Linked DNA regions of Homo sapiens: region 2 is linked to region 1. The links are chromatin contacts, found by Hi-C in ENCODE. All regions are on one chromosome and are shown on one strand. Each heading gives the region's core, a stretch centred on a gene start or an enhancer-like site at or near the end of the contact. The rest is flanking DNA. Distances are from core to core; before and after follow the strand shown.

What was found. Hi-C counts contacts between places; a loop is a spot of excess contacts on that map. Pooled maps may share reads with other maps.
Region 2: a map of CD8-positive, alpha-beta T cell shows a loop between it and region 1 (24-fold over the local background). The contact joins the promoter of RMP24 here to the enhancer-like site in region 1. A Hi-C loop is called at or near these places in 3 of 168 maps with a recorded cell type or tissue (CD8-positive, alpha-beta T cell and naive thymus-derived CD4-positive, alpha-beta T cell) and 9 of 50 pooled maps.

What each region holds. Positions count from the first base shown.
Region 1 is chr18:34,857,796-34,863,059 of GRCh38, reverse strand. It overlaps DTNA (dystrobrevin alpha), which reads right to left. Exons shown (of 23, transcript NM_001386795.1): 16 at 4,662-4,775. Among named protein-coding and RNA genes, the nearest start is that of DTNA-AS1, 93 kb to the right of the region's middle. RefSeq lists enhancers at 2,279-2,408, 2,419-2,518 and a silencer at 3,121-3,415. Within about 2 kb of position 2,384, at least 6 of the 41 ENCODE cell types and tissues checked have a DNase peak (open chromatin) inside an H3K27ac peak, as active enhancers do; they include CD8-positive, alpha-beta T cell, where a contact is called at or near this core.
Region 2 is chr18:35,969,729-35,974,992 of GRCh38, reverse strand. It overlaps RMP24 (ribonuclease MRP subunit p24), which reads right to left and starts at 2,314. Exons shown (of 5, transcript NM_031446.5): 1 at 2,188-2,314; 2 at 2,086-2,108; 3 at 1-97. The coding sequence starts at 2,264. LOC105372066 (a long non-coding RNA gene) reads left to right here and starts at 2,542. Exons shown (of 4, transcript NR_188032.1): 1 at 2,542-2,595. RefSeq lists an enhancer at 1,632-2,524 and silencers at 2,444-2,593, 2,533-2,827.

The sequences.
Region 1 (5,264 bases), core at 1,135-3,634:
TGAGTTTGAAATATTCATACTTACATACTAAAACTGCATGGAAACTTTAAACATGTATGTATTAATGTATAAATGGATATGGCTAGTCTCAATGATAGCATATTAAATGAAACTATGACAAGAACTCTGCAACGAAAAACTGATGATATAAAAATGTCACAGTGAGCTAGGTCAATGACTCACTCAATTGAAAGATATTTTGTGGGAGGACAGGTTAGTGATATAAATGATACATTTCTATTTTTTTCTATTTTTTTTTAGAGACAAGGTCTCACTCTGTTGCCTACGCTGGAGTGCAGTGGCATAATCATAGCTGATTGTAACCTCAGTCTCCTGGGTTCAAGCAGTCCTCCGCCATCAGCCTCATGAGTAGCTGATACTACAGGCATGTGCCACCATGCCTGACTAATCTTTTTTTCTTTTTTAAGAGATGGTTTCTCACTATGTTGCCCAGGCTTGTCTTGAACTCCTGGCTACAAGAGCTCCTCCTGCCTCAGCCTCCTAAAGCAGTGGAGGACATTTCTAATTCACTTTCTTATAGGCTTCTTCTATAATGAATTATGAATTTAAAATTTATAAATATTTCACAATTCTTTTTGAATAAATTTATATTTTTAACTTTTTAACTATAAAATATAAATTTTTAAATTTATATTTTTAACTATTATTGCCACTTACAAGCAATCCTTACAAGAGTAAGGACTGCTTACTCTTGAAGCAATCTTTCTTTCAATTTCCTTTAAAATTGCTTCTTTTCTGAATCCAGAGGATGAGAAACATCATAATTTTATATGCTTTAATGGTATCTTATTTTAGTCTTTGTCTTCCTGGGTTGAAGCATTCTAATTTCAAAAGCCTTGCCCCATTCAAGAATATTCCTCAGTGACAAATTCAGGAGGTGTTCTTTCTCTTTCTCTTTTTTTTTTTTTTTTTTTGACCTTGTCTGTGTATGGTGTTCCAGGTACATCCACAGTAGTCTTTGGTACAAGAATAGATAATGTTTCTGATTTCTTTCCAGTTCTCTTCTTGATACTGTTCTGTAATTTTGGCCCTTTGGCCACAGAAACACTTTGGGAAGAGGGTTAAAGCAACCTTCTAAAACTGTAGGTGAGAAACACTAAGAGAAGCATTTAAAAACTATCAGAGAACGTTAACTGGTATTATTAGGTTGGTGCAAAAGTAACTGCGGTTTTTGCCATTAAGAGTAATGGCAAATTAATTTAGAATTAGTCAACACTAAAAAAATCTAATTGTACATTTATCTTACAGTAGTAATCTCTTAAAAATATGACATCGAATTCAATTAAAAATTAATTTAAGAGTGTCTTCATTCAATCTTCTCTAAGTTTCCACCAGCGTTTTCCAAATGTAGGTATAATAACAAATCTGTGGTGTAACCTCCACCTTCCAAGGAGAATGAGAAAACAAGACTAAATAGTGATTTTCCTTTCCTAGCACTACATGTATTCATCTCTAAAGAAGTGCCTTTATTCTGATAGTCTGTCAGATTATTTCTAATGTATATGTGTGTTAAAACCTACTTTCTTTTTTTTTTTTTTTTTTTTTTTTTTTTTGAGACGGAGTCTCGCTCAGTCGCCCAGGCTGGAGTGCAGTGGCGTGATCTCGGCTCACTGCAAGCTCCGCCTCCCGGGTTCACGCCATTCTCCTGTCTCAGCCTCTGCAGCAGCTGGGAGTACAGGTGCCTGCCACCACGCTCGGCTAATATTTTTGTATTTTTAGTAGAGACGGGGTTTCACTGTGTTAGCCAGGATGGTCTCGATCTCCTGACCTCGTGATCCGCCCGCCTCGCACTCCTAAAGTGCTGAGATGACAGGTGTGAGCCACCGCGCCCGGCCGTTAAAAGCTACTTTCTTTTAGAACAGTGTTAGAACAATTGTCAAAATTTTAATATGGGTTTATATTAAATACCATATATCAACATTAACTTTCCCGAATTGAAGATGGTATCATGGTTATACAAGATAATTTTTTTCTTAGGAAATATATACATAAATTACACACAATTATACAAATTTTTTTCTAAGAAAAAATTTCTCCTTATAAATCATATATAAGTACATAAATATATACACTAAGTGAAAGGTATGATATCTGCAACTTCTGTGTGACTTCTGTGAATCTCAGTTTCCTTATCCATTAAACGAGTAGAATAATACTGCCTATCTCCTAGGTTTGTTACAGTAATTTTACGGGACAGTGTATGTAGAGTTAGTATGCAGCAAAGCGTCAGATTAGCACATAGAAATGCCTATCATTCATATTCATTGTCACTTCTGGCTGTGACTCAGCTTTCAGTTTTCTTGTGGCGAAAGTGAAAAGGGAAAGGGAAACATGATCGTTGAGAAAGTTCATTGTGGTTTTAAGACAAAAATGAAAGTATGCATTAACGAAAAACAAAGCTCTGCCGTGCTCAGGTGTTAAAGTGTCTGAAGAGCAGAGCAAAGATAGAGCCTCCGGAAACATCCATGCAATCAACAGGAACTTGGTAAAATCCAAACATAGTCATAAAGAACTTGCTTCATTTCGTCTTTTTGTATGGAAGAAGAAAACAGGACTAATTCTGACAAGGGTTTCTGCAAAGAGGCATCTGTACTTACTATAAAAAGTATGACTCAGAGTTATAGATATACCTGGAACATAGTTGGCACCCAAACTGAAAGATGAAAAGAATGGGCTGGGCGCGGTGGCTCACGCCTGTAATTCCAGCACTTTGGGAGGCCGAGGCAGGTGGATCACGAGGTCAGGAGTTCAAGACTAGCCTGGCCAAGATGGTGAAACCCCGTCTCTCCAAAAAAAAAAAAAAAAAAAAAAAAAAAAACAAAAAATTAGCCGGGCGTGGTGGCACGCGCCTGTAATCCCAGCTACTCCGGAGGCTGAGGCAGAGAATTGCTTTAACCTGGAGGGGCAGAGGTTGCAGTGAGCCGAGATCGTGCCACTGCACTCCAGCCTGGGTGACAGAGTGAGACTCCATCTCAAACAAACAAACAAACAAACAAAAACAAAAAGAAAAGAATGTAATACTTCCCAACTACAGGTGCCTTGTGAAAGAACAGTATGATATTTATACGAGGGAATGTCTTTGAATTTATTTTTGTGTTGTTTGCCACATAAATACACTGGAATACCAGCCTTATTCAAGGCATGGTAAGAAGCTAGTCTGAAATGGAGCCCACAGCAAGACTCATTTTGCAGCGTGGGAGTAGTAGGAGAAACCACATTTCTTTTCCAAGGCCTGCTACTCCCTAGCTTCTGACTCTGAGAAGTGCACTGAAATGCAGCGGCAGAATCTGATTGAGTCAGGAGAATAGGGACTGGAGGCAGCGAAACTAAGGACGATTTGTACTGACTTCCTAGAACTGAATGGAAAGGAAAACCTCGCCTTTCCACACCCAAGTAACAAAAGGATCCGAGGCTACTCCCTTTGTATGGTGAGGCAGATGAATAATGGAAAGTACTTCTGATTGGTCCCCTCCTGCAACCAATCAAATGTTTGCATAGGATGTCACTTTGTAACTTCACTTCAGCCTCTGATTGGTCGCCTCCTGCAAGCAATCAGAGTGGTCCTGGGCCAAGTCCTCATTTACACAGGGTGTACCCAAATAACTAATGGGAAACCTCCATAGGGTATTTAAACCCCAGAAAACTCTGTAACTAGGGCTCTTGAACCGCTTACGGGAGCTGGCTCCTACTCTGTAGAGTGTACTTTCGTTTCAATAAATCTGCTTTCGTTGCTTCATTCTTTTGTTGCTTTGTTTGTGCGTTTTGTCCAATTCTTTATTCAAAATGCCAAGACCCTGGACAACTTCGTGGTCAAGACCCTTCACTGGTAACAAGATGACTTCTATAGTCCCTTCTAACTCAAGTATTTTATGATGACAGACTAAAGAAGACTAGGCTTTTATGTTCCTTTATAGTACAGGAAGGTGTGATGCCTATTTTTAAAGATCTGAATATAAAGAAAGATATTAGAGACCAAGACTTAGAGAAAATCAGACTCCTTTTATGAGTTAGGGGTAAATTTTTAAATTTAAAAACCTGTGATGTTTATTTAACTGATTATTTCTAAAAAGAGCTATGTTTAAATTGTTCCTAGTGAGATATGTTGTTTTTGATGTAAAGAACACTGCTGGCCGGGTGTGGTGGCGCACGCCTGTAATCTCAGCACTTTGGGAGGCCAAGGCGGGTGGATCACCTGAGGTCAGGAGTTTGCGACCAGTCTGACTAATATGGTGAAACCCTGTCTCTACTAAATACAAAAAAATTAGCCAGGTGTGGTGGCGCATGCCTGTAATCTTAGCTCTTGGGAGGCTGAGACAGGAGAATTGCTTGTACCTGGAAGGCAGAGGTTGCAGTGAACCGAGATCGTGCCATTGCACTCCAGCCTGGGCAACAAGAGTGAAACTCTGTCTCAAAAACAAAAACAGAAACACACTGCTTTTCCCTGTACCAAATGAAAGAACAAAATATAAACAGCTTCTCTCTAAATCCCCCAAATATCAGCAATTACGTGTGTGCTATGAAAAAAACAAATGTCAGCAGCTAAGGTAGCTGAGGACTGTTTTCTGGCTAGACACTGCTAGACTTTCTCAAAGATCTGACACATATATATTCCCTGAGATGACATGGGTGCTCTCTCCTACCTGAGGAGCCGGAGTTCTGCCAGCAGGGTGGGGTTTTGCTGTGCCTTCTCTGGCGTGGGCTGAGAAGCTTGTTCATGCTCTAGCCGAAGTCTCTGGATCTCCTGTAAGATTTCTCTTGGGAGAGAGGAGGAAGGTGAGAAACCAAGGTTAGTTAGCTTTCAGGAAACTAACATCGGAGCAGATCAAGGCCACCAGAACAAAGAGAGAAGGGATCATCCTATGTTTAGGAGCAGAACCGACCTTCCCTAACCAACAGATTCCAGTGTATTTAAGAGGCTTTGACTATAGCTAGATGGGTGCTGTGGGTGACGGGAAGATTGACTTCATTTCCAGTACATCCAAACCTAGAAGCTTCTGCAGCATGTCGTTGAGTTAAATCACCAGGGTCCAGTCATCTCTCTAGCAAGTAATGTAATGCATTACTACTAGCAAGTAAGGTAATGTGTCCAACTTTGAAGAGCATGCTGCTTAAGAGACAAAAATGCATCTTCCTGTTATTTACGATCACACTCTGACACCGTAAAGTACCTGCAGCTACCAAGTAAGAGGAGCCTGAAGGGAAAATAAGGATAAATGGGGCTCATTTCACAAAACTAAGTAACC
Region 2 (5,264 bases), core at 1,065-3,564, 1.1 Mb before region 1:
GTCAACCTGGCTTTGGGTTTGAGACGCACTCGAGAGTTATCCAGAACCAACAGCTGGAAACAGTATGGACACGTTTCTTCAAAAGTGCTCTTATCATCTAAAATTATACAAATGAAACTCACAATTCAGCAAATCAGAATATTTTGTTACCTCAAACTGTCAACATTTATAAAAAGTATATTGAAATTTAATATAAGCAGATACACATTAAGTAAACTCAAAATATGAAAATTTACAAAAAGATAAATTGGCAGTAATTTACCTTGCAAAATACTACAATTCCATCCATTCACTCCTTTCAGCAACAGATAGGCAAATCTCCAACCTATGCTAGCAAATCCTGTAGGCTTTAAAATATATCCTAAATCTAGCCACTTCTCATTACTTGCTACTAAGTTTTAAAAGGCTGTTATGTTTCACCAATTTTACCAATGCATTTACCACAAAATAACAAATTGCACTGCGATTTTGTTTCTTTTTTTAAATAATTAGCACAATGAATAGTATCTACTGTTGAGCACTGTGCTAAGTGCCAGGGATGCAACAGCACTTATAAAGCTAAAGACCACACTTAAACTTAGCTCTGCCAAATGTGAAACTCATTCATATTCACTAAGTGACAATTAAGAATGCCAGGCACTGTTCTAAGTGCTGGAGACACAGCAGTGAACAAAGGACAATTCACCGAGGCATACAATAAATATAACAACGTCAAATGTTAAGTGCTGGGAATAAAAAAGTAAGATAGGAGGGGGGAATAGAAGTATTGATGGAGTTACTGTAATTTTAAATAGGTGGCTAGGGAAAGCTTCATTGAGTGATATTATAGAGACCAGAGGGAAATGGAGGATTCACATGAAAGCAGATATGTGAGGCAAGAATCCCAGGCAGAGTGAAGAGTACCTGCAAAGGCCCTGAAACAGAAAAGCAAGGAGACCTAGTGTGACTGGAGTTGCGTGAAGGAAAGAGTACGTCAGAGAGGTATGCAGGTCTATGACACAGGGCCTTACAATCCTTTTAAAGGACTTTCACTTTTATTAATCCAGGAGAGAGCTGGTGATGGCCTGGAGCAGGGTAGTAGCAATGGATGTGGTGAGGAGTGGAGTGCAATGGCGCCATCTCCGCTCACTGCAACCTCCACCTCCCGGGTTCAAGAGATTCTCATGCCTCACCCTCTCGAGTAGCTGGGATTACAGGCGTGCACCACCATGCCAGGTAATTTTTTTGTATTTTTAGTAGAGACAGCGTTTCGCCATGTTGGCCAGGTTGGTCTCGAACTCCTGGCCTCAAATGATCCGCCCGCCTCTGCATCTCAAAGTGCTGGGATTACAGGGGTGAGCCACCGCTCCTGGCTGATTTTGGCTACATTTTAAAGCCAACAGGATTTGCTCGCATACTGGCCTGGGGGAGGAGAGAGAGTTAGGGAGTCAAGAATAGCTCCAAGGTTTTTGGGCTCAATAACTGTAAGGGAAGAATGGAATTATTTACTGAAATGAGAAAAACTGGAGGATCTTGTTGGGGGTTAAAGCTCAGGTTTTGGACATATTAGCTAAGTTTGAATTACTAGACATTGAAAAGAATTTGTCAAGAAGACATTCGGATATATGAGTCTAGAATTCAGAGGAGAGGTCTGCGCTGAGTATATACATTTGTAAGTCCTCAGTATATGGTATTTAAAAGCCATGAGATTGGATGAAAAACTGTCACCAAGGAAGCGAGTGTGCCTAGAAAAGAGGTCCAAGGGCTGAGTACTGGGCCACGACAATACTTAAAGCTTGGGGAGATTAGGAGGAACCAGCAAAGCAAATCGAGAAGTAATAAATGAAGAGGTGAACTACGTAATGACCTAGAAGCCAAGGGAGGAAACTATTTCAAGACTGATCAATGTGTCAAATGCCGCTAACAAAGCAAGACAAGGCACATTAAAGAATTTGGATTTTTCACGAAACCGAGACACATGCGGGCTTTGTTGTTGTTGTTTTTATGGAGGGAAGTGAGTCCATCGGCCTTATTTGAGCGTTGTGCGGAACAGAGGAAAGCGGGGCGACAAGAGCCCAAAGCACAAGAGACAGGCGTTCTTCTTACCGTGCGACGAAGTGTAGGCCCAGCTGTAAAAGAGAAAGAGACTTGTGAGGAGCAAAGGAACACCTACCCGCTCGCCTCCCGCTTCCCCTCCAGTCCTCTTACAGGAGGTAGCGGGCTTGGCCCGGGCAGCTGTCGTGCAGTCCCCGCGCTGCAGCCTCAAGGTAGTGCTTCTGTCTCATCGCCGCCGCCGCTGCCGCTGGCTCGCCGCGGGAACCAGGTGAGAAAATAGGGCGCCGGAAGTCGGCTTCCCAGCGTCCCCGTCGTTGGTGTCCGGACTCAAGCTGCTTCCGGAAACAGGCACCGTAGGCAGACAGGTTCCGGTTTCCTTCGCGTCCAGTCTGGCTTGGAGGCGTGCCCAGCCGGGAGGCGGCCCCACCCGCCCGCCGCGTCCCCGCCCCCTCAGTTCCACCCCTTGGCCTGCCGGGTCCTCTCAGGCACCCAGCGGAGTTTCGAGTCAGACTTGAGCTCGGGCGTAGCGGCTAGACCGGGCTGTGGCGATAGAGTCCAAAGGTGAGGCTCCCACCCGCCTCTCCATCTTCCTCCCGCCTCGCCTCCTCTCTGACAGCCCTTTTGTGATTGCCCTGCCGCAGCTTCGCCCTCCACATTCGCCGGGCGCGGTACTGACTGGTGCGCCGGCGGGCGGAAGCGCTGCCAGCAACGAGGCGGCCGGGAGGAGCGTCCCCAGTCCAGCCTGCCCTCCGCCTGCGTAAACGCTAGCGTTTCTCTTTTTGTAATTAAAGTGAAATTCACATAACGTAATATTGACCATTTTAAGGTGAACAATTCAGTGGCGTTTAGTAAATTTACAATGTTGTGCAAGCACCATTCTGCTATTTCCAAAATATTTCGCCGAAGGACAGCCAACTCCATGAAGCACTTACGGCCAATCCTCCTCTCCCTCCCAGGCCTTGGCAACCACCAGTCCGCTTTCTGTCTCTATGGATTTACCTATTCTGGGCATTTCATGTAAATGGAATCATACACACGACCTTTTGTGTCTGGCTTCCTTCACCTAGCATAATGTATCAGGTTCATCCACCTTGCAGCACGTATCAGTACTTCATTCGTTGTTATGGCTGAATAATATTCCATTGTATGGCGGTATCACAATGGTTTATCCATTCATCAGTTGAACGTTTGAATTGTTTCTACTTTTTGGCTGTTATGAATGAATGCCGCTGTGAACATGTGTGTACATGCATTTGTTTGAGTGCCTTTTTTCTGTTCTTCGGGGTATAATACCTAAGAGTAGATCTGCTGGGTTATGTAGTAATTCTGTGCTTAATGAGGGTTCCAGTTTCTCCGTATCCTCACCAACATTTGCTTTTCTTTTTCTTTTTTTTTTAAATCTAGCCTTCCTAGTGAGTATGATGTAGCATCTCATTGTGGTTTTGATTAACATTTCCCTGACTACTGATGCTTTTGAGCAGCTTTTCATGTGCTTGTTGGCAATTTATGTATCTTTGGCTGTTTAAGTTCTTTGCTCATTTTTTATTGGAGTTGTCTTTTTGTTGATAAGTTGTAAGGTTCTTTTAATGTGTATGTTCTGGATAGTGGACCCTTATTTAGCCTGCTTTATTTATTTATCTGAGATGGGATCTCACTCTGTTGCTCAGGCTGGAGTGCAGTCGTGTGATCACAGTTCACTGCATTCTTGAATTCCTGGGCTGGGTTAAAGGGTTCTCTTGCCTCAGCCTCCCTAGTAGCTGGGAACCAGGCACACTACCATGCGTAGGTATTGTTGTTGTTGTTGTTGTTGTTGTTATTATTATTATTATTTTGGTAGAGATGGGCGTCTCACTATATTGCCCAGGCTGGTCTTGAACTCCTGGGCTCAAGTGATCCTCCCACCTCAGCCTCCCATAGTGTTAGGATCACAGGTATGAGACACTATGCCCAGCCCATTTTTAATTTTAAAAGGGAGCTAAATTGGCTAGGCGCAGTGGCTCACGCCTGTAATTCCAGCACTTGGGGAGGGCAAAGCGGGTGGATTGCCTGATCTCAGGAGTCGGCGACCAGCCTGGGCAACACGGTGAAACCCTGTCTCTACTAAAATACAAAAATTTAGCCAGGTGTGGCGGCATGCGCCTGTAGTTCCAGCTACTTGGGAGGCTGAGGCACAGGAATCGCTTGAACCCAGGAGGCGGAGGTTGCAGTGAACCGAGATCACAGCCACTGCACTCCAGCCTGGGCGACAGAGCGAGACTCCGTCTAAAAAAAAAAAAAAAAAAAAAAAAGGCGGGAGGCGGGGGGCTAAATTATATAAAGATTTGTAAAGAGAAAGTATATATTTACATCTCTATAGGCATTTTAACTTTTTCCGAAGAAAAGTTATTTTCCCTGCTCTTCCCACCTTTCCATCCCACTTCTCTGAGGCGATCAACATGAATAATTGGGTGTCTCCTCTACCTATGTCCTTATACACTTAAGTACGTGTATAAATATGCTACCCCCCACCACTTACCACGACCACAACAAAAAGAAACAAACCAAACACACACACAAAACCAAAACCAAAAGTAAAATGTTAGTTCCTTACTGTATAACTTGTCTTTTTTCCTTAACAGCAGGCCACAGACATCTTTTCAAGTTAGTACATGCTTTTAAATAGCTGAACATATTACAAAATGTAATGAAACATAATTTAATTTATTTAATAAATAACCATATTTTATTTTCCTATTGATGTTCATTTGGAAAAAAATTCGTGCTTTGCTAGTTAATACAGTACTGGTGGTTTTATTTCTTTTGTCTGAATTCCTAAAAGATAAATTACTGGGTAGAATAATATGCACATTTTTTATATGCCAGATCATCCAGAAAAGGTTGTAGCAATTCATATTCCCAGCATCAATGACTAAGAAGGCTGGGTCAAATTAGATAGGTGAAAGGCAAATCCTCTTTTCATTTATCCCTTGATGGTTTGCATTTTCTCTTATGAAGAGAAATCTCTTGTTGGATTATCAGTTTTTAGAAGATCTTTTATTTTGGTGAAATTCACTTTCTGCTTGTCATATGTGATGCAATATTTTCTTCTTCCTTATCTTTGGCATAATTTATAACTTTTTAACATTACAAAATTTTGTATGTGATCAAACAAGTCACTCTTTTCATTATTGGATCTGGGTTTTCTGTGTGGTCTAAAAAGTCCTGCTTTGTCAAAGTTAGGCAACTAACTA